2 separate regions of the Homo sapiens genome follow, and region 2 is linked to region 1. A link is a loop called in an ENCODE intact Hi-C map of the cell type or tissue named here. Cell type or tissue: heart left ventricle. All regions are shown on one strand. Each heading gives the region's core, and the rest is flanking DNA. Links, peaks and the distances in the headings are about the cores only.

Evidence for each region. Hi-C counts contacts between places; a loop is a spot of excess contacts. Peaks named below come from ENCODE experiments on the same cell type or tissue, not always from the same donor. Only the 100,000 strongest peaks of a DNase experiment are listed, where the experiment ranks them.
Region 2: it touches region 1 in a loop (2.3-fold over the local background); 10 of 110 quality-filtered maps call a loop at or near these places.

Annotation. Positions count from the first base shown.
Region 1 is chr12:48,291,598-48,302,009 of GRCh38, reverse strand. The region is part of intron 3 of LOC105369753 (a long non-coding RNA gene); the gene reads left to right. Among named protein-coding and RNA genes, the nearest start is that of H1-7, 32 kb to the left of the region's middle. In heart left ventricle, for the core only: no CTCF peak of the experiment used is centred there; a DNase peak (open chromatin) is centred at 5,279; H3K4me3 peaks cover 1,063 bases; H3K27ac peaks cover 273 bases.
Region 2 is chr12:48,198,516-48,208,927 of GRCh38, reverse strand. OR10AD1 (olfactory receptor family 10 subfamily AD member 1) reads left to right here and starts at 5,636. Exons shown (of 1, transcript NM_001004134.1): 1 at 5,636-6,589. The coding sequence starts at 5,636. The coding sequence ends at 6,589. All of the region lies in intron 1 of LOC102725258 (a long non-coding RNA gene), which reads right to left. In heart left ventricle, for the core only: no CTCF peak of the experiment used is centred there; no DNase peak of the experiment used is centred there.

The sequences.
Region 1 (10,412 bases), core at 703-8,702:
TATCTAAAAAGTAAGGTGATTAGATGGGTTAGCATTTCCAACTTTATAGCTGAATAACCATGAAGCTTTGCAATACCTAATAAACACAGTACAGTCTTTTCCACAACAAAGTGTTGTCATGTGTCACAAGGCTGGCCAAAGCCTGAATCTCTGATGGGCCATTTAGTGACTAATGAATAAGAGGTTAGAAAATGTAATGAATAAGCAAGTTCAAGTAGGCCTACATGGTAAAGAAGAGTCAGAACAGGACTTACACACAAATCAAGGTTATCGTCTGATAAGGGTCAGGCTCCAAGTGAAATCACCACATAGACTTTGAAGTGATTTTATAGAGAAGGGTAAGAATGAGGGCTTCTGTGGGTCCACTGTAGGGGTTTAGTGTATAACACTGTGATGATATGTAATATTGATGTTAGAAAGTATTGAATATACTCAAGAGTTTAGAACCAATTAGAAGATATAAGCAAAGCACAGCTGCTATAATATGATTGGATCCAGACAGTGTTATAACTAGATTGGTGGTATATCTCTAGAAGAGTGAGAAAATGGTGCAGAGTTTTACTTTTAACCCTTATGAGATAATAATGATGATAATAATAACTATAATAATATTCTTGAGTGATTAATATGTCCAAAGGTCATTTATTTTACATTTATTCATTTAACTGATCTTTCTTAAGCACCAAGTATGTGTTAATAGGCATTACTTTAATGGAGAATAGGATAGTTAACAAGTCGGACAAGATTCCTGCTGTTATTTGGCATATTTTCTATTGGATTTCGTAGATTATCATATATAAGTCTTCCAACAATGTCTTACAAGTATTATTAAAATTGTTTTATAGATAAGGAAACCTGAGGAACAGACAAGTTAAATAACTTTCTGAAACTCACAAAGCCAGCAAGTCAGGAAATAAATCCAGGTGGTCTAAGGTCACTGTTTTAGTCAGTCTGGGTACTAAAACAAAGTACCATAGCCTAGGTGGCTTATAAACAACAGATATTTATTTAATATTTTATTTAATGGATTTAATATTTATTTATTAAATATTAATATAATATTTATGGAGGCTGGAAGTTTGAGATCAGAATGTCAGCATGGTGGAGTTCTGATGAGGGCCCTCTTCCAGGTTGCAAACTGCCAGCTTCTTATTGTAGCCTCACATGGAAGAAAGAGAGGGAGGTAGTTCCCTGGCCTCTTCTTATAAGGGCACTAATTCCATTCACGAGAGCTCCACCTTCATTACTTAATTACCTCCCAAAGATTCCACCTCCAAATATCATCACACTGTGGATTAGCTTTCCACATATGACTTTTAGGGGTATATAACATGTAGATCATTGCAAAGGCCTTTGGATATTAACCAATAATATAACCAATAACTGGATATTATCCAATAACATGGATATTATTTCAGTGCTGCAATAGTCCAACTTTTATAAACCCAATTAAGGATATCAATAAATGTAACCAAGTTAATATTATAAGTCAGAGATTTTTACAACTTTCCATAAATTTCAAGTGAAAGAATTTTTAGAGCCCAATTTTCACAATGTCGTCTGAGTTCCACAAGAACCAACTAATAAAATACCCTAGCACACATTTGTCATAACAAATGTCGGTTGTAACTGGAAATCCACATTAAATTTGAATATTCCCCAATAGTTTAAAAAGTAATTATAAATATTCTTTTCTAGCTACATGTATTTATTTATGTATTAGCCCATTCCCAGCAGATTTTATTTCATTCTTTCACAGTAAACAAATTCAGGGAATTTTTACTGTAAGTTTTACTGTAGTTCAAATCCAGTAAGTTTTACTGTAGTTTTCATGTTAATAATTTATATGGGTTAAAATAAGTTTTACTGTAGTTTTCATGTTAATGGTTTATATGGGTTAAAACTTGTACCCTCATTCTTAATTTTGTGGTACTCTATAGTCACCATATGAAAGAAATAAAGTTACTTTTGGGGAAATTACTTGAATAAGGTCAAATGAGATCTGCAACTGTGGGATACACTTTTGTCAACATTTTAAAAGGCCAACCAGGCTTTGGTCATTGTACATTGATATGGTATAGGCCTATGCTTTGATTATATTCATTTCAAAGCTCTGTATTAATTAGGAAATAATGGCTCATTCTGAGAGGAAATGATTATATTTGATTTTGAGAATTTTGCATTTGAGCTGATAAAATGAGATACACCAGAAAAAAGTGAAAACATGAAAATTAAGCTTCAGTGAAAGTGAAGTATAGGAAGGTTTTAAATATTTTGATAATTAATAGATTATATATCATATCAATATATTATATATTCCTCCCTGACCTCATTCTTGAAATCTCACCCAATCCTTGACCTTCCCTGGCAAAGATCAAAATTGAGAAAAAGATCGGGAGTGGGGTAAGTCTCAGGAATAAAATAAGAGGGCACCTGATGTTCACATTGCTTGGTAATGAAAAATAATAAAGGCTTTTTAAAGCAGTGTTAATGTGTCACCAAGGTCATTAAATCAGTTTGGAACCTGGCAGCATTTGTGCACACGAGTAACCAGACTCCCTATTGCAAGCCCTCATGTAATTTTAAAGTGGGTCATAGAGTCTAGGTAGCTTTGGAAAAACTTTTTTCCAATGTGAGCTCTTTTCTCTATAGGTACTATTCTTTGACAAGCCAGGCCAGATAGTCTGGATTAGTCCCTGCTTATGCAATGCAGGCTGCTACGTTTAAAACACGCTTTTATTCATTTTTAAAAGAAATGCATGCTTATTAATCACAGTTTGGAAAACCGGAAATTAGAACGAAGAAAAAATAACCCATAGCTTCACCATCCAATACCTTATGCAAATTTAGAAGTATTTTCTAAATCTTGTTTTATTTGTATAGTTAAAAAAACACTTGAAATCATATTGTATAATTATGAATGCTGGATTTTTTACTAAACATTGTAAGTATTTTACTATGTTGTTAGACATATAAATATTAACTTTCATGTATTTAAAAAATTAAAGAAATTTTTAAAGATCAAACTTAAGCTACTGCATAGTATTCCAGAGTTTATTTAATTATTGCCCTTTGACAGTTACTTATATTTTTTTCTGTTTTTAATACTGCAAACATGCTACACTGGATATCCTTTTATATTCTTCTTTGTGTATATATGTATATAATTCTCTGGGAGAGTTCTAGAAATGGAATTCCTAGTTGAAGGGTATATACATTTATATTTTGGTATATATTGCCAAATTGCCCTCCAAAAAGGCTGGGCTAATTTAAATTACTCCCAACAGTGTTTTATTGTTTGTTTGTTTGTTTGTTTTGAGACAGGGTCTCATTCTGTTGCCCAGGCTACAGTGTAGTGGCACAATCATAGCTCACTGTAACCTGGAACTCCTGGGCTCAAACAGTCCTCTCAGTGGGATCTTGCTACGTTGTTCAGGCTGGTCTGGAGCTCCTGGCCTCAATGGATCCTCCTGCCTCAGCCTCGGTGGGATTACAGGCATGAGCCACCATGCCTGGCTGTGTTTTATTGTTTTAATTTGCATTTCCTTATCGGTGCAACTGAGCATCTTTTCATCTGTTTATTTTTACTTCTTCTTTCGTGAATTGTTCTTCCTATCCTTCTCTAGTTTTTCACTGGGCTATTTATTGACTTGTAGGAGCTCTTTATATTCTGGGAGACAGAGAAATGACAGTGTCAGATAGGAGCTGGTCCAGTTGTTCTCTACTTAAACGGTAACAGAGAACACCAACATCAGACAAGGTTATTCTGTATCTGTGATAAAATAAGACAAAAAATATGACCACTCTGTAATTATGTCTGAGCAAAGATAAAAACAAGAACACTGTGCAAATCACAAAAATGACCACAAAAGTGAGGGCCTGCTGCTGTTTTACCCATTTACAACTTTAGCTCCATTGGATACCTCCTACCTCCTAGATGATAATTAAGATATGCAATCATGGAATTGCTTCACTTTCTGAAAGACTCACCCCAATATTTGACACAAGCCCAAACCACAAAACAATCCCCTCTTAACTGCCTCTTACTGAGATATCTCACAGGTTCCCCGGCACACAATCTCTTTTTGCAACAATTAATAGATCCAATTCTGTTTGCCTACAAGTATGTTTTCTGGTATCTTTGGACCTCTGGATGTTAATCCTTTGCTCTGATGCTTGATACAGATAATTTCTCCTGGCCTTTCTTTTGTCTCCTAACTTTGTTTATGGTATCTCTGTTACTGATACGTTTCTAATTTTATGTTTTCAATTTTATCAATCTTCTCCTTTATGGCTTCTTTAGCTTTGTGACTTGTTTCCCTACCTTAGACTATAAATAGTATTATACCATATTTTCTTTTAATATTTTTACAATTAAAAAATGTTTAGCTCTTTAATTCATCTGGACTTTACTTTTGTGTGCAGGTAACGAAGATCGAAGTTTTTTCTAAATCTAGGACACTTCAGGACTTAATTCACACCCATGGCTTTCTCTGGGTGGCTTTCCTTGACTCTCTCCCACCACCTCAACAATCTGGGTTAGGCGTCCTTGCGTTTTATTCCCATAGCACACATCGCAACAATCATCACTTAGAATAGTTTGCTTGAGAGCAAGAGCAGTGTTTTATTCATAATTGTATCTCCGTGTCCAGTAGGTTGCCTGCACAGTAGGAGTTTAACCAATATTTATCGATTGACTGTCCTCCTTACTTCTCCTTGAGAGCAGGGGCTGGATCGTATTTGGTGGGCCTCTACCGGGTAGATATGAAATTGAAATAAACCAGAGATTCAGTCCCTGTACTGTTGCCATGGCAATGCGGCGGCTTCTTCAGGTCTGCAACTTCAGTTGTGCACTACAATTGGCTAAGTAATCGAACGCTTGTCTCACTCCCCTTCACAATTTTCTCCCCGGCTGCTACACTTAAAACTAAAATTACGTAAACGGAAGGAATGATTTCCGTGCAGTTTCGCCAAAGCCCCTTTCCTGGATTCTGGCTCCTTCTTCTTGCCCCAAGGCTGAGGGGATGCAAGCAGTGACTCCTGTCCTCGGGTACCTTGCAGAGTCCTGGGGCTAGCTTAAGAGGTGCTGGAGAAAGACTGGGCGCCTGGAGTGGGTGGAAGCAGAAAGCTTCTATCTCATGGCGCACCCGTTTCCCGCACCCTGAAGCCTGGCTGGATCGGCCCTGTCCCGGGCTCCGATAGCCTGCACCGAGCGCACCAGCCGTGTGCTAATGGTCGGAACATGCGCACCTTTCTAGGAAGACTGTTAGAAGACGGGAGGCTGGGCTGTGGCCTGTGGGAAATGTAGTCTCAAGGCGTCCTGTGTCCTGGAGCCTGAGAGGCGGCGCTGCCTCAAAATGCTGACTCAGTCATTGACTGCTGAGGGAAAAGACTGTCGTGCTTCTTATTACTGAGGCATAAACGAATGAAAAATGGGTGGGAGACTATAGATAATCTGGGGTAGAATTTGGTAGCCTCCTAATTTTCACCCTCCTGAAGAACTGACCCTACTGTCCTTCCGTCTCTTTCCTTAAAAGTGTTCCAGAATCTAGCTCAGCCTTTCATTCTGCTCACCTAAGCATTTTGGGTGTGTAGGTGGGAAAGTGGGTGGGGCGAGGGGTGAAGGGGGTCGTGTCAGGTTTTTCTTTCTTTTTGTTTGTTTCCTTGAGAGTGCAAACTGGAAAGCCCAAATATGTAAAGGTGCCCAGAACAGTGCTCGGCGCAAAATAGCCAGGAGGTATATGATGTTTGTTGAATTTAATATGATAAAGGGCTTTGAGAGGAAAATGATTGCCCACCGTGGGATAAGGACTTGGGAGGCAGAATATATGGTGTGAGTCAAAGGATCTGTGGTCCTGGCACATGGCTTGACCCTCCACAGTACATCTTGGTCAGCTGCTTCATTTCACAGAACACTGAGATAAAAGGGCCCTGCCTGCCCAAGGTCCACCACTACACAGCAACAGCATTGAAACTAGAACCCAGGGCTCCCCTCCCATGGTTTACCTCCAGGTCAGACAATGAAGTGTGGAGATCAGCTTCTCACACCTCTGAGGGTAAATAAAGGCTAGGAAGGCAGTGTCAAGGAAAGACGATGCCAGAATCTGGCCTTTCTTCTAAGACAGATTGAGGTCTCCTGCTCTTCAGTAATGTGTTCTGTAGGTTAGCTAAACAAAGAGAGTTTACCCTTCCTGTGAGTCTCAGAAAGGAATGAATAACTATTTGAATTGCCAATGACAAGGAGCATGGAACCCAGGAAATTTAAAGTAAACTTTCAACTGTATCCTAAAATCCATATGATTCCTCCCATTTCTCCCCTCCTCCTCCTCCTCCTTCTTCTTCTTCTTCTTTCTTCTTCTTCCTTCTTCTTCCAAATCCATGGAGTAAAGTGATAGCAAGTTTATTAAGAAAGTAAAGGGAGGCCGGGCGCCGTAGCTCATGCCTGTAATCCCACTTTGGGAGGCCGAGGCGGGCGGATCACGAGGTCAGGAGATCGAGACCATCCTGGCTAACACGGTGAAACCCCGTCTCTACTAAAAATAGAAGAAATTAGCCGGGCTTGGTGGCAGGCGCCTGTAGTCTTGGCTACTCGGGAGGCTGAAGCAGGAGAATGGCGTGAACCTGGGAGGCGGAGCTTGCAGTGAGCTGAGATTGCCCCACTGTACTCCAGCCTGGGCGACTGAGTGAGACTCCGTCTCCAAAAAAAAAAAAAAAAAAAGAAAGAAAGAAAAGTAAAGGGAAAAAAGAATGGATACTCCATAGGCAGAGCAGCCTTCCTCTTCTTAATGATAATTATCATCAGATCTATAGTAGCCTCTGGAATGATGGAGTTAGAAGATTTCATTCTTTCTTTCCTGGATCCCTTTAGAAATTGAATTCCTAATTGAGTGATGACCAGCCGCATGGCAAATGGAAAGAGCAGAGGCCTTGGCCTTAGAAAAGCCTAGATTCAAGTCCTAACTCTATAATTAAAACTAAATGATCAAATTACTTCTCTAAGTATTCTCATCTGTTAAAAGGGGTAATAGTACTTACTTCTTAAGGCTGTGGTAGAAAACAAATGAAATTTTTACTGGAGTTAAGCACCTACCACAAGGTAAAAGGGACATTGGTTTCACTCAGTTCCCCAAAAGTACCTGAATTGTAATTCAGGAACTAAAAAAGTAAGAAGCACAAATAGACACTTTTAGAGGAAGTTCTAGGCAACATCTTTCTCCCTGACAGGATAGTCTGCAGGAGTATATGATAGGAATTTGGAATGCTAGCACCTAGAATGAGATGGTATTTAATTTCCACAGAGCTCCTGTGTGTACAAGGGTATACTTCTGAAAATCTGTATCTCTTTTCTTAGAAGCTGGCTCTTTCCTGGCCTACAGTTATAATCTGACCTACATAATGCCTTCAGGGCCAGACATTGGAGTCAGAAGGGTACCCTGTGGTAAAACTCAGGAATATTCCCCCGGAATCAGGAGTTCAACCTGTGGGAACTCTTTTGGCTCTAAGATTTCCTACCGTAGCGTTTTTGAATGAACTGTGACTCAATTCTAGAAGCTGTACCTTAAGGGTACAGCTTGAGGCCAGAACCACACTCAGAAACAGATCCTGGAGTTCTAAGAATTTGATCCTGTAAGAGTCTCGGGAGTTCACAAAGTAGGTGAGATGGGGCACTTGGGTGATCAGAGAGATAGGGAGTTTAGAAGGGCAGAGGTGGAGAGAAGGAACAGGGCTCATTGCCTCTGTTTATAAGGAAACACACACAAATTCAATATACAGAATACTGGTAGGTGGTTTTTGAGAATTATCTGGCAGAAAACAAAGTAGTGAACAGTGAGGAAGGACTTTATGATGGGGCTAGCATCCCTTCTTTGTCTTTGGAAGATTTATATTTCTTTTGGGCCCCTAATCCTTTGCGAGACAGGTTAGTGATTCTTTCCTGAGGTTCCATAGCTCCCAATATTTATCTGCCTCTTTGCTTGAAGTTATAAACTATGGTAGGACAGCAGAGGTCACGATAGTAAAGGATGAAACTGGAAGTAGAAGCCAGGGCAACAAATTCAAGTAGAGATTGCAAGGTCCTTCAGCTAACTCTCTGTACTCTCTATCTCAATGGATCTTAGGCTTTAGGCCAGAATCTTTCAGAAATTTCTTTAATGTCACTAACAACGTCTGAAAACAGGTCTTTTCCCTCTTCCCCTTCCTCTTGTTTCTTAGGGTTATGCAAAATTTAACTCAATATAACAAGAAGTCTTAATCCTGAATGCTATAGGAACAAGAAATGGTCTTCTGGTTGCAATCTAGAAACAGGACCAGGAAGTCCTTCTGATGGGGTTGGCTGGCATCATTGAGTCCACAGTAGAGAAAACTGATACCTAACCTGAAGAACTGCCCTAAAAAGAGGGGTTACAGCATCTGCATCCCAGATTGTGGGAACAGAGATGGCCCAGGTAAACGAAGGGAAATGTTTCAGTAGGTTAATCCCAATATAGATGAATGGGGCAGAGAATAGTTTATCACTTCTATCCCTCTGCATCCACCCAAAACTTCTTAATCTCACCTGAGGCAAATTCAGATTGGGACAACCCTAAGTCTCAATGTTCTCAAGGCCCACCAAGAGAAGCTCTCAAAAGCAAAATACCTTTCTAACTAAATTTTATGGAAAATAGATCCAGATTTCAAGTTAATGATGAAAAAATACATTTTAGCTTTCATTTTTCTAGGGTTGTTAGTAGTACTACCTTTGGGAAGATAGAATAGTAGTGAGGAAAATCAAGATATTACTAGTTTTTAGTGATTTTCTTCTTTTCTGGATCATCCACCTTCCTAGTTTTCCACTCTTCCCACTGACAGTAATTCTAGAGACTGGAACATGACATCCCCAGATGGCATTTTCTTATAGTCAAATCCTAAGTAAGTTTTAATTATCTTTGTTTCTATTGAGAAAAACAATAGGCTATAAGTTTATGATTCAGAAATCATAAGGCTGAAGAATGGGGACTACCATGAAATGTCATGATAAAATTTGACAAAAAGCTTTGATGGTGTGAGGCTATAAGAGGTGATTTTCTGAGAGTTTGGAGTGTGTGTTTGCTTGTAAATGTGTATTTCTGGAGTATGATCTCAAAAAGGTGCTAAAAGAGGAGATATGCTCAGACATATACCCATCCTGTGATGCTGAGTTTTTAAGTCTCATTACACTGAAAAGGTTTTACAGTAAACTTTTTCTTTAAAAGGCCGGTTAGTAAATATTCATTACTTTGCTGGCCACCTGGTCACTGTCACAACTACTCAAACCTGCCATTGTAGCACAAAAACAGCCAGAGACCAAATGTAAACAATTGAGCAGGGATATTGAAATATGAATTTCATACAATTTTATGTATCATAAAATGTTATTATTTTGATTTTTTCAACCATTAAAAAATGTAAAACTATTCTTATACAAAAATAGGCTGCAGGCTGAGTTAGCTTAAGAGTTTTTCTAAGTCTACAAAATTTCATTGTGCATTTTGGGAAGAAACAGGGCGTGGGTTGTAGTGTCAACTGTGAGCGTTTACAAGGGGAGAGCAAGCTGGATATTCCAAGTGAATATCCAACTTAAATATAGGACAAAATCAGACATTATGGCCCCTCTTGATTAACAGAATATGTGCACACTAAGAATAAAGACAAATAGTACTAAAAGACGTTGTAAATACTAAAAGACGTGGTAAGTATACTCTATGACATTTGCATAATGACAACATTAGCTAATGACACATTTCTCAAAACTTTTCCCCATTGTTAAGCAACACATGGCTATATTGTGGTGATAGTTTCCTCCCACATGATAGTCTCTTTGGCTCTTTTTCTTACTTCCTAGGAGATATCCTTAACTTTATTTCCCAACTATTCTATTGAGATTTCCATTTCTCTTATCATGTTTAATTCTAAGAACTCTTGTTTGTTTTATAATATCATTTGTATAGCATCCTGTACTTGTTTTGTGGATGCAGTTTATCTCTCTGAGTATTTTTCGGTTTTGACTTTTGTTTTCTTCTCTCTGCATATTCTCTGTTTCCTCCAAAGTGCTTTTTTTTTCTATTAGTTTGGTTTGGTCTTTATCTTTTATATCGGAAGCTTTCCTCATTTGTCTGGTGATACTTGGTTGTCTGTTTACAATTAGAGTGGAAGACTGTAATATGAATTGGAATTCTGAGTGCTTTGGCACTTATCAACTTATCAACTTTGAGCTGTTTTATTGGTTAATCAGGTAGATTCTTTTATTGAGAAGCCCTAATATAAATATATTTAGGTCTTTCCTCTTGAGCTGCTCTGATTCATCAGTTAAGACTCTTTCAGTCCTTTACCTGGAGGGTAAATACCTGGTTACCAACATTCTGCAATTCAAATGGGAGAAGAGATCTGGAAATCTT
Region 2 (10,412 bases), core at 736-8,735, 93 kb after region 1:
CTTTACATTGGAATTATTCTTAGGTACTTCATAGTTTGCACAGTATTATTTATTTATTTTTGTTTCAACTTTTATTTTAGATTTATGGTGTACAGGTGTAGGTTTGTTACCTGGGTATATTGCATGGTGCTGAGGTTTGGGGTATGACTGATCCCATCACCTAGGTATTGAGCATAGTACCCAGTGGTTTTTCAACCCTTGCCCCCCTCCCTCCCTCCCCCATCTAGTAGTCCCCAGTTTCTATTGTTGCCATCTTTATGTACATAAATACCCAATGTTTAGCTCCCACTTATAAGTAAGAACATGCAGTATTTGGTTTTCTGTTCCTGCATTAATTAACTTAGAATAATGGACCCTAGCTGTGTCATGTTGCTGCAAAGGACATAACTCTGTTCTCTTTTATATCTGCATAGTATTCCACGGTGTATATATACCACATTTTCTTTATCCAGTCCACCGTTGATGGGCACATAGGTTGATTCCATGTCTTTGCTATCGTGAATAGTGCTGCAGTGAACACATGAGTGCATGTGTCTTTTCAGTAGAATGATTTATTTTCTTTTGGATATATACCCAGTAATGGGATCACTTGGTCGAATGGTAGTTCCGTTTTAAGTTCTTTAAAAAATCTCCAAACTGCTTTCCACAGTGGCTGAACTAATTTACATTCCCACCAACAATTGTTGAGGTATCTCCACAACCTCAACAGCATCTGTTATTTCATGACTTTTTAATAATAGCCATAGTGACTGGTGTGAGATGATGTCTCATTATCATTTTGATTTGCATTTTCTGATGATTAGTGATGTGGAACATTTTAAAATATTTGTTGGCTGCTTGTATGTGTTCTTTTAAGAAGTGTCTAGGCTGGGCATGGTGGCTCACGCCTGTAATCCCAGCACTTTGGGAGGCCGAGGTGGGCGGATCACGAGGTCAGGAGATCGAGACCATCCTGGCTAACACGGTGAAACCCCCTCTCTACTAAAAATGCAAAAAAATTAGCCCAGTGTGGTGGCAGGCACCTATAGTCCCAGCTACTCGGGAGGCTGAGGCAGGAGAATGGCAGGAACCAGGAGGCGGAGCTTGCAGTGAGCCGAGATCGTGCACTGCAGCCTGGGAGACAGAGCGAGACCCCGTCTCAAAAAAAAAAAAAAAAAAGAAATGTCTATTCATGTATTTTGCCCACTTTTTAATGACTTTTTTTTTTAATTGGATTGCTTAAGTTCCTTTTAGATTCTGGATATTAGACCTTTGTTGGATGCATAGTTTGTGAATATTTTCTCCCATTGTGGAGGTTGTCTGTTCACTCTGTTGATAGTTTCTTTTGCTATACAGAAGCTCTTTAGTTTAATTAGGTCCCACCGGTTAATTTTTGTTTTTGTTGCAATTGCTTTTGAGGAATTAGTCATAAGTTCCTTCCCAAGGTCAATGTTTAGGATGGTGTTTCCTAGATTTTCTTCTAGGGTTCTTATAGTTTGAAGTCTTATATTTAAATCTGTAATCTATCTTGAGTTACTTTTTGTGTATGGTAAAAGGTAGGGGTCCAGTTTTATTCTTCTGCATATGGCTAGCCAGTTATCCCAGCTTTATATATTGAATAGGTAGTCCTTTCCCCATTGCTTATTTTTGTCAACTTTGTCAAAGATCAGATGGCTGCAGGTGTGCAACTTTATTTCTGGGTTCTCTATTTTGTTCCATTGGTCTATGTGTCTGTTTTTGTACCAGTACCATGCTGTTTTGATTACTGTAGCCTTGTAGTATAGTTGGAAGTTGGGTAGTATGATGCCTTTGGCTTTGTTCTTTTTACTTAGGATTGCTTTGGCTACTTGGGCTTTTTTGTTATTGTTGCTCCATATGAATTTTACAATAGTTTTTTTCTAGTTCTACAAAAAATGACATTGGTAGTTTGATAGGAATAGCATTGAATCTATAGATTGCTTTGGCCAGTATGGCCATTTTAATGATATTGATTCTTCCAATCCATGAGGATGGAATGTTTTTCCATTTGTTTGTGTCATCCACGATTTCTTTCAGTGGTGTTTTGTAGTTCTTCCTGTAGAGATATTTCACCTCCTTGGTTAGGTGCATTCCTAGGTATTTTATTTTTTTTTTGCAGCTATTGTAAATGGGATTGCATTCTTGATTTGGCTTTCAGCTAGAATGTTATGGTGTGGAGAGGTGTTACTGAGTTTTGTGCATTGATTTTGTATCCTGAAACTTTGCTGAAGTTGCTTATCAGTCTAGGAGCCTTTCAGTGAGTCTTTAGGGTTTTCTAGGTATAGAATCATATCATTTGTGAAGAATGATAGTTTGACTTCTTCTTTTTTAATTTGGATACCTTTCATTTCTTTCTCTTGTCTGATTGCTCTGGCTAGCACTTCCAGTTCTGTTGAATAAGAGTGATGAGAGGGGCATCCTTGTCTTGTTCCAGTTCTCATGGGGAATGCTTCCAGCTTTTGCCCAATCAGTACGATGTTGGCTGTTGGTTTGTCATAGATGGCTCTTATTATTTTGAGATATGTTCCTTTGATGCCTAGTTTACTGAGAGTTTTTATGATGAAGAGATATTGGATTTTATCAAAAGTTTTTCTGCATCTATTGAGATGATCATATGGTTTTCATTTTTTATATACTTTGCATAGTATTTAAAATGGTATCTTAAAATTACATTTTCTAATTTGTTTGCTGGTAACAGAATTGCAATTAGATTTTTGCATATTGATTTTGTATCCAGTAAACTTGTTAAATTCTATTAATTTTAATAAATTATTTGTGCATCCTTTTAGTTTTTATGAAGACAATCATATCATCTGTAAATAGAGTTTTGTTTTTCATTTCTACTTCTTATACCATTTTTTCTTTTCCAGCTTTACTGTACCACCCTTAATATAATCTTAAATAAAATCTTAAATCTTAAATAATGGTTACCTAAGCTTGTTTATGACCTTACAGTCAGGTGATCTGCCCGCCTTGGCCTCCCAAACTGCTGGGATTACAGGCATGAGCCACCGCGCCCGGCCTTCAGTGTTTTTAACACAAAATAATCAATATTTGGGAGGCCAAGGCAGGTGGATCATGAGGTCAGGAGTTCGAGACAAGCCTGGCCAAAAGGGTGAAACCCCATCTCTACTAAAGATTCAAAAATATTAGCCAGGCGTGGTGGTGCGCGCCTGTAATCCCAGCTACTCAGCAGGCTGAGGCAGGAGAATTGCTTGAACCCGGGAGGCGGAGGTTGCTTTGAGCTGAGATCGTGCCATTGTACTCCAGCCTGGGCGACGGGGCGAGACTGCATCTCAAAATAATAATAATAATGTACCAGTCTGGTATATTTGGGGGTGGCACATCTTTCACTTCTTCGAGGGGCATGTAAGTTTTCACACCTCTACTATTAAGTGTATACACATGAAACTTATCAATGTCATTTAAGTAGACATTCATCTCTAATAGTATAGATGTCAAAGAACAAAGTCATCAGACACACCTTCTCTTCCAGAGTGGCCTGCCAGGTCAGATGATCCTACTTGGACCAGCTTCTCTTCAAACACTATGAGATGTTTTCTGTTACTTGTTACTTGATTCAGTGACAAACATCATTATCAGCCAAGCAACAGAATGAGGTAGGATGTGATTTCCATGAAATTGTCCCATTTATTTAGACAAATCCTTCACCTAGTAACCTCTAATGGTAGCTAGCAAGGCACTAAATGCTGGGTATCACAGAATTCTTTCTGGCACAATAAACCACAGGTAAGCATTTATCCTCCAGTAGGACCAAGTAATTCCTCAGGTCTAACCTCAGTTTATTCTTAGACAAATCCCAGGCTTTTCTGGAGGTAGCTCACTGACTTGTTTTCCCCAGACTGTGACCTAAGCCCCAACATGTCCATTGAGCACAGTCTTCCAAGAAACATCTTAAACAGTGCTCTCTGCCCTTCCCTTCCCTTTCTGGGCCCCCAAGAGAAGTCCTAGGCACAAGAAAAGTATCCCAAAGTAAAGATGATGGGAATAGCCTACTGCCCAGACGCTACCTTGACCTAACATCAAATCATACCTAGAGGGAATCTAGAGCTGCAAGGAGTGGCAGTGAAAGGGTAGGTAGCTCTAAATCCAGATAGAGAATATGTGAGATTGAGAGACATGGAGAAGACAGGGGAGTTTGACCAGAGTAAGATAAACGGCAGGCAACCAACACCACAAATGAGAAAAGGAGAGGGAGAAGAATGAGGATTGGAAGTAGACTGAAAAACGAAAAAAGACTAACAGAGGGTAGTGTGAGAGTGTGTAGAAAAGAGAGTAGGAGAGGAGAAAATAAAGAGAAATGGTTGGCAGAACTGAAAGTTAAGCAGGAATATACTTATCATCTATAAGCATCTGAAGATGAGGATGGGTGCAGTAGCTCACATCTGTAATCCCAGCACTTTGGGAGGCCAAGGCAGGAGAATCACTTAAAGCCAGAAGTTCAAGACCAGCACAGGTGACATAGTGAGTACCTGTCTCTATAAATTCTTAAAAAAAAAAAAAAAAGTATAAGCATCTGAAGGTGGAAGGGATCTGATACATCTTAGCTCCAAAACAACATGAAAAGTATAAGACAGACTTAATATGAACATAACAACTTCCTAAAAGTTACAATAGAGAGATAAGAGCATAAGAATTGTGACCGCTCATTCTTTGAAAATGGAAAAAGAACAAGATTTGTTGCCAGAGACAAAGAGACAGTTGAAAGTTCTCTGAAGGTCCATTCTAGAAAGGTTAGATATATGCCCTGCTCATAGCTTCCCTTTTCACACAGGGATGGTTGGATCCTTTCCACCCAATTGTGTGTAACCGTAAATTCCAGCCCCAGGAGGAAAACCATCTCCTATTAGGAAGGCATGCATGAGCCCCCACCCAGCCCTCAGCTCCAGCATGCACAGCATGGGTGGCTGCGGTAGCAGCAGCAACTGCTGGGCGAGTGAGTCTGGGAAGAGGTGGGTGACTGGGAAGAGCTTGACATGACTGTCTCCAAAAAGGTGCAAATCACTGTTAGCTGAGGGACAATTGTGAGGATTAGAATGTTTTTATTTTCCCTGAAACTTCAACCCATTCATCATTTTAAATTAGGTACACAGAGGTTGAGCATTTTTGCTTCTAGAAAAATACACCTTCAAATATCTCAAGTGCTTCCTAAATACAATCTTCTATAACCTGATAGCCACCAGCCCTTTCCCTCACACACTCCATTCTTCAATTCCTAAAACTTTTCCTCAGTTGGCATGGTCCCAGACCCAATTATCTTATTTTTTCACCTCTGAATACATCCTGGTTAATGGCTAATCCTTCAATATTGAGGGCTCTGGAGCAGATGCAATACTTCACTTGATGCCTGATGAAACCAGAGTAAAGAACATTACAACCAGCACTTTCTTCATCTGTTGATATTATGATTCTATGTATGCAGCCTGTGATGACCCTGGCATTTTCACCACCCCGTAACACTGCCAAATTACTAGTTTACTAAGTTCCAAAAGGTTGACCACCATTCATCCATCCTGTTTTATAATTGGGCTTCTGGGACCAAGTGGGTACCTTCTATTACCCCACAGCTATACCCTTGTGCTTTTCCCATCATCTTTCCTCCTCAAACAGGCCCCAGATGCTAAGGAATGGCAGCATAGTGACGGAATTTATCCTCGTGGGCTTTCAGCAGAGCTCCACTTCCACACGAGCATTGCTCTTTGCCCTCTTCTTGGCCCTCTACAGCCTCACCATGGCCATGAATGGCCTCATCATCTTTATCACCTCCTGGACAGACCCCAAGCTCAACAGCCCCATGTACTTCTTCCTCGGCCATCTGTCTCTCCTGGATGTCTGCTTCATCACCACTACCATCCCACAGATGTTGATCCACCTCGTGGTCAGGGACCACATTGTCTCCTTTGTATGTTGCATGACCCAGATGTACTTTGTCTTCTGTGTTGGTGTGGCCGAGTGCATCCTCTTGGCTTTCATGGCCTATGACCGTTATGTTGCTATCTGCTACCCACTTAACTATGTCCCGATCATAAGCCAGAAGGTCTGTGTCAGGCTTGTGGGAACTGCCTGGTTCTTTGGGCTGATCAATGGCATCTTTCTCGAGTATATTTCATTCCGAGAGCCCTTCCGCAGAGACAACCACATAGAAAGCTTCTTCTGTGAGGCCCCCATAGTGATTGGCCTCTCTTGTGGGGACCCTCAGTTTAGTCTGTGGGCAATCTTTGCCGATGCCATCGTGGTAATTCTCAGCCCCATGGTGCTCACTGTCACTTCCTATGTGCACATCCTGGCCACCATCCTCAGCAAAGCCTCCTCCTCAGGTCGGGGGAAGACTTTCTCTACTTGTGCCTCTCACCTGACTGTGGTCATCTTTCTCTACACTTCAGCTATGTTCTCTTACATGAACCCCCACAGCACACATGGGCCTGACAAAGACAAACCTTTCTCCCTCCTGTACACCATCATTACCCCCATGTGCAACCCCATCATTTATAGTTTCCGCAACAAGGAAATTAAGGAGGCCATGGTGAGGGCACTTGGAAGAACCAGGCTGGCCCAGCCACAGTCTGTCTAGCAGGAAGGCCCTGAAAGGAAAGCTCCTTCACCTGGGGAATGGGAGAGTTACCCCATCCCCAGCCCTGGCAGATGAGTAACTCTCCTATGCTGAAAGGCTCCAGGAAAGAGCGTTCATGGCTTCCTTGGCACTAGAATCAGACCTGAAAGTTCCTCCTGATGTCCAATGTCCTGATGTTATCTCTCTGACTTCACTTCCACATTGTTTTTTCTTGGACCTTCCTCGGGAGAATTTCGGATTTTCCTTAGTTTTTTTCCTCAGTTTCTTTTCCTCTTAAGTTCTCACAACAGGATTCAATAAATAAGTGCACTTAACTCCATTTTATTTGTATATACCTTTACATGCTAGTCCCCCAACCTGAGTTTCGTACATACATTTAGAAATAAACTCTTTTATTTTTCAGCTCTTCATTTTACTGTTTTTCTTTCTCAAATTCCACTCTCACTTCCTGGGTCTACCCTCATCTACCCAATTCCTGTGAAAAGTAGGTAAAGAAGCAAGAAAAAAAGGGCTGGGCGCAGTGGCTCATGACTGTAATCTCAGCACTTTGGGAGGCTGAGGATGGAGTTTGAGACCTGCCTGGGCAACATAGGGAGACCCATCTCTACAAAAAATTTAAAAAATGAACTGGGTGTGGTGGCACATGCCTGTAGTCCCAGCTACTGAGGAGGCTGAGGTGGGAGGATTGCTTGAGCCTGGGAGGTTAAGGCTGCACGAGCAATGATAGCACTGCTGCACTCCAGCCTGAGCAACGCAGCAAGACCTTGTCTCATTAAAAAAAAAAAAAATGAAGAAGAAGAAGGAAGGAAGGAAGGGAGGGAAGGAGGGAGGGAGGGAAGGGAAGGGAAGAAAGAGGGAACTAGGGGTAAGTACTCACATAAGAAAAGTCAGTTAAAGAAAAAAAAAAGATCAGCACCCTGAACTTCATCTTCTTAGCTTCCACCAGTCATGGGGGGAGAATGATACTAAATGTCAACAGTGCACTCAATTTGTCTGTGTTGTGTGTTGTCGGGGACGGATGGGTGATAGAGGCCAGTGTGCCAAACCCCTTCTCCTAAATCCTCTAGCTTCCTTTAGCAACAGGACCGTCTGCATGATATTTCCCTTCCCATGCAAGTGGCAAGTGCCTCTACCAAGCTTCTCAGGTTACCTATTTCCTTCCCTGTTATCCATACCCCAAATTAACTCCCCTCTCCCCCTACTGCCTTCCTTTTTCTCTTCCATCTTTCATTTCATTCCACCTCAATCCTACTCCACCTTACCTCCTCATCTTACATGGATCCCTGTATTTTAAGGAACCCTTCTGCATACTACCTCTACCATTGCAGAAGTCTTTCAATTTGTAACCCTGCCCTCTGTGGCTTCCTCTAGCTTCTCACCTTAACCAAACACAGCTTTCTTTGAGAAGGTACTACATCCTCAGCAGTTCTCTTTCTTTGAAAATTGCATTTTTCTCATACCCCTTCATAATAAAACAAGGGGGTAGGCCTGTTCTTTATTTCGCAGTGCACTTCCATAATATGAATGGACCTCATTTGGGATGCTCTCAAATAGATGTACTGCCCTTTCCACTCCTGCGCATCACACACTACCCTTTGCAATGATGACTTAAAACAGTAGCTTCTGGCAGCACGTGGTGGCTCACACCTGTGATTCCAGCACTGTGGGAGGCCAAGGTGGGCAGATTACTTGAGGCCAGGAGCTCAAGACCAGCTTGGTCAACATGGTGAAACCCCGTCTCTAATAAAAATACAAAAATTAGCTGGGCGTGGTAGCGCATGCTTGTAATTCTAGCTACTTGAGAGGCTGAGGCAGGAGGATCACTTGAACCCAGGAGGCAGAGGCTGCAGTGAGCCATAATTACACCACTGCACTCCAGCCTGGGTGACAGAGTGAGACTCTATCTCAGGCAAAACAAAACAAAACAAAACAAAACAAAAACAGTAGCTTCACTCCACAAAACTCCAATCTTTTGAGTCCAAATTGATTTCTCCAGAAATCAGAGGATGTGAGAAGCTCTTCTTAACAAGGAGAAAGGAGAAACCACTGTAATTGGGAAGAAACGATAAATGCAGAACCTAAAATTTCCATTGTCAAAATTTGCATCAAAGTTAAACAGGCAAGAAAGACCTTAAGACTATTGCAATACGAGATTAAACTCAACACTACTCAAACAAGGGTCTGGGAAGTTTTTAAGAGCTGCTGTACGGGAAATCACATGACATCTGTGTTTGCTAACTGCAAAGGAAAAGGACACTTTCTTGTATCTTCAAAACAAGCTGTAGTTTTACAATTCCAAACAAGGCACCCACAGGAGGTTAGGCTCCCACCCTCCCACAGAGACTGAGAGATAGGGGTGCTATCTTCCTTGATGATTACATTTCAAAGGGATGGCTCACAGGTCCTTGAGAAAGACATTCCCTAGGTCGTAAAACTGGCATAAGCTTCTAAGGAGATTTATACACATTTCAAAGGAGCAGAGAAGAATTTTGCAATCACAAGTTTTCTAAAGTAAACACTCAAAGAAAGGGGAGGTCAGGGCCCTAACATCCAGAAGAAACCTGTCTAAAGTTGTCAGGCTGAGGTGAATGTTAAGGCTCTTTTGGTCACCACTGAGAACAACAACAAAAAGGTCCCAATCTTTCCCCCTAGGGTCTCAGCTTCTTCTCTAGGTTTGAAAATTCCTATCTCAAAGAGGAAAAAGTGAAGGAAAGGAAGAAAGGGAAAGGAGAAGAAAGACTGCTTTTAAAAAGTTTTCTAAGAAATCATTTCTTAGCTTTACATTTGCCCAGCACTGACAGACGCTGAGATTATAAACAAGACAGTTCCAGCTTTTGAGAATCTCAGTCTAGTAGGGCAGGCAAGAACAAATAATGGTAATAGAAAGGGCAAGCGTTATAAAAGGCCTACACAAAGTACTTTGGAAGCACATATGATAACATACTTATTAAGCACTTATATTGTAAGAGCTTTCCATTTAATCGTCACATAACCTTATGAGGTACTAGTATTATCTCAATGTTGAGATGCAAAAACTGAGGCTCATAGAGGTCAAATACTCAAAATCCACAGCATTTACAATGGCATAGAGGCCTGCGCCTATAATCCCATACACTCAGGAGGCTGAGGCGGGAGGATTGCTTGACCCCAGCCTGCAGTAAGCTATGATCCCGCCACTGCACTCTAGCCTGGGCGACACAGCGAGATCCCATCTCTAAAAAAAAAAAATTAAACTAAAGAAAAATAATAGAACAGCATAGCTCCTGTTCCTAAGCCTGCACTCCTAAGAAGGTCCAGGACAGCGCAGGCTTTATACCAAGGAGGTGATACTGGCTGCGCCGTTAAAAATACGCTGGAGTTGTAACGTAGAAAATTGGGGCGGGGGTTCGATACCGGGGACGAGTGAAATTCCAGGCAAGAGGAATCGCCCGCTTCGTCGTAGAACTGGTGTTGTCAACATGGATGGCGGAAGGTGAGCTGGGGCCCGGAATGCTGGCAAAGCAGGCCGAGTGACCTAGAACTGCTTTTTCAAGGACGAGCACTGTCTCATTCAAGGCCCTGGGCTCCCGGAGGCCCGGGCGCCAGACGGGAACGGACGCGAACCGAGCTCGCACTAGAAGCCACGGCCCTGGCCGCGTCTCCCCTGCCGTAGCTTCGGCCCTGGTCCCTGGTCTCTGGAGGACACAAATTGCCCCCAGACTCTGCGAAAACCCATGAAAATGTAATTAACCAGAAACCACCCTGAAACTGCACGGCACTTCCCAGTCCCCTTTCATGTCCCAATGAAAGACACTTGTCGCTGGTGAGCACGCAACCAGGCTCT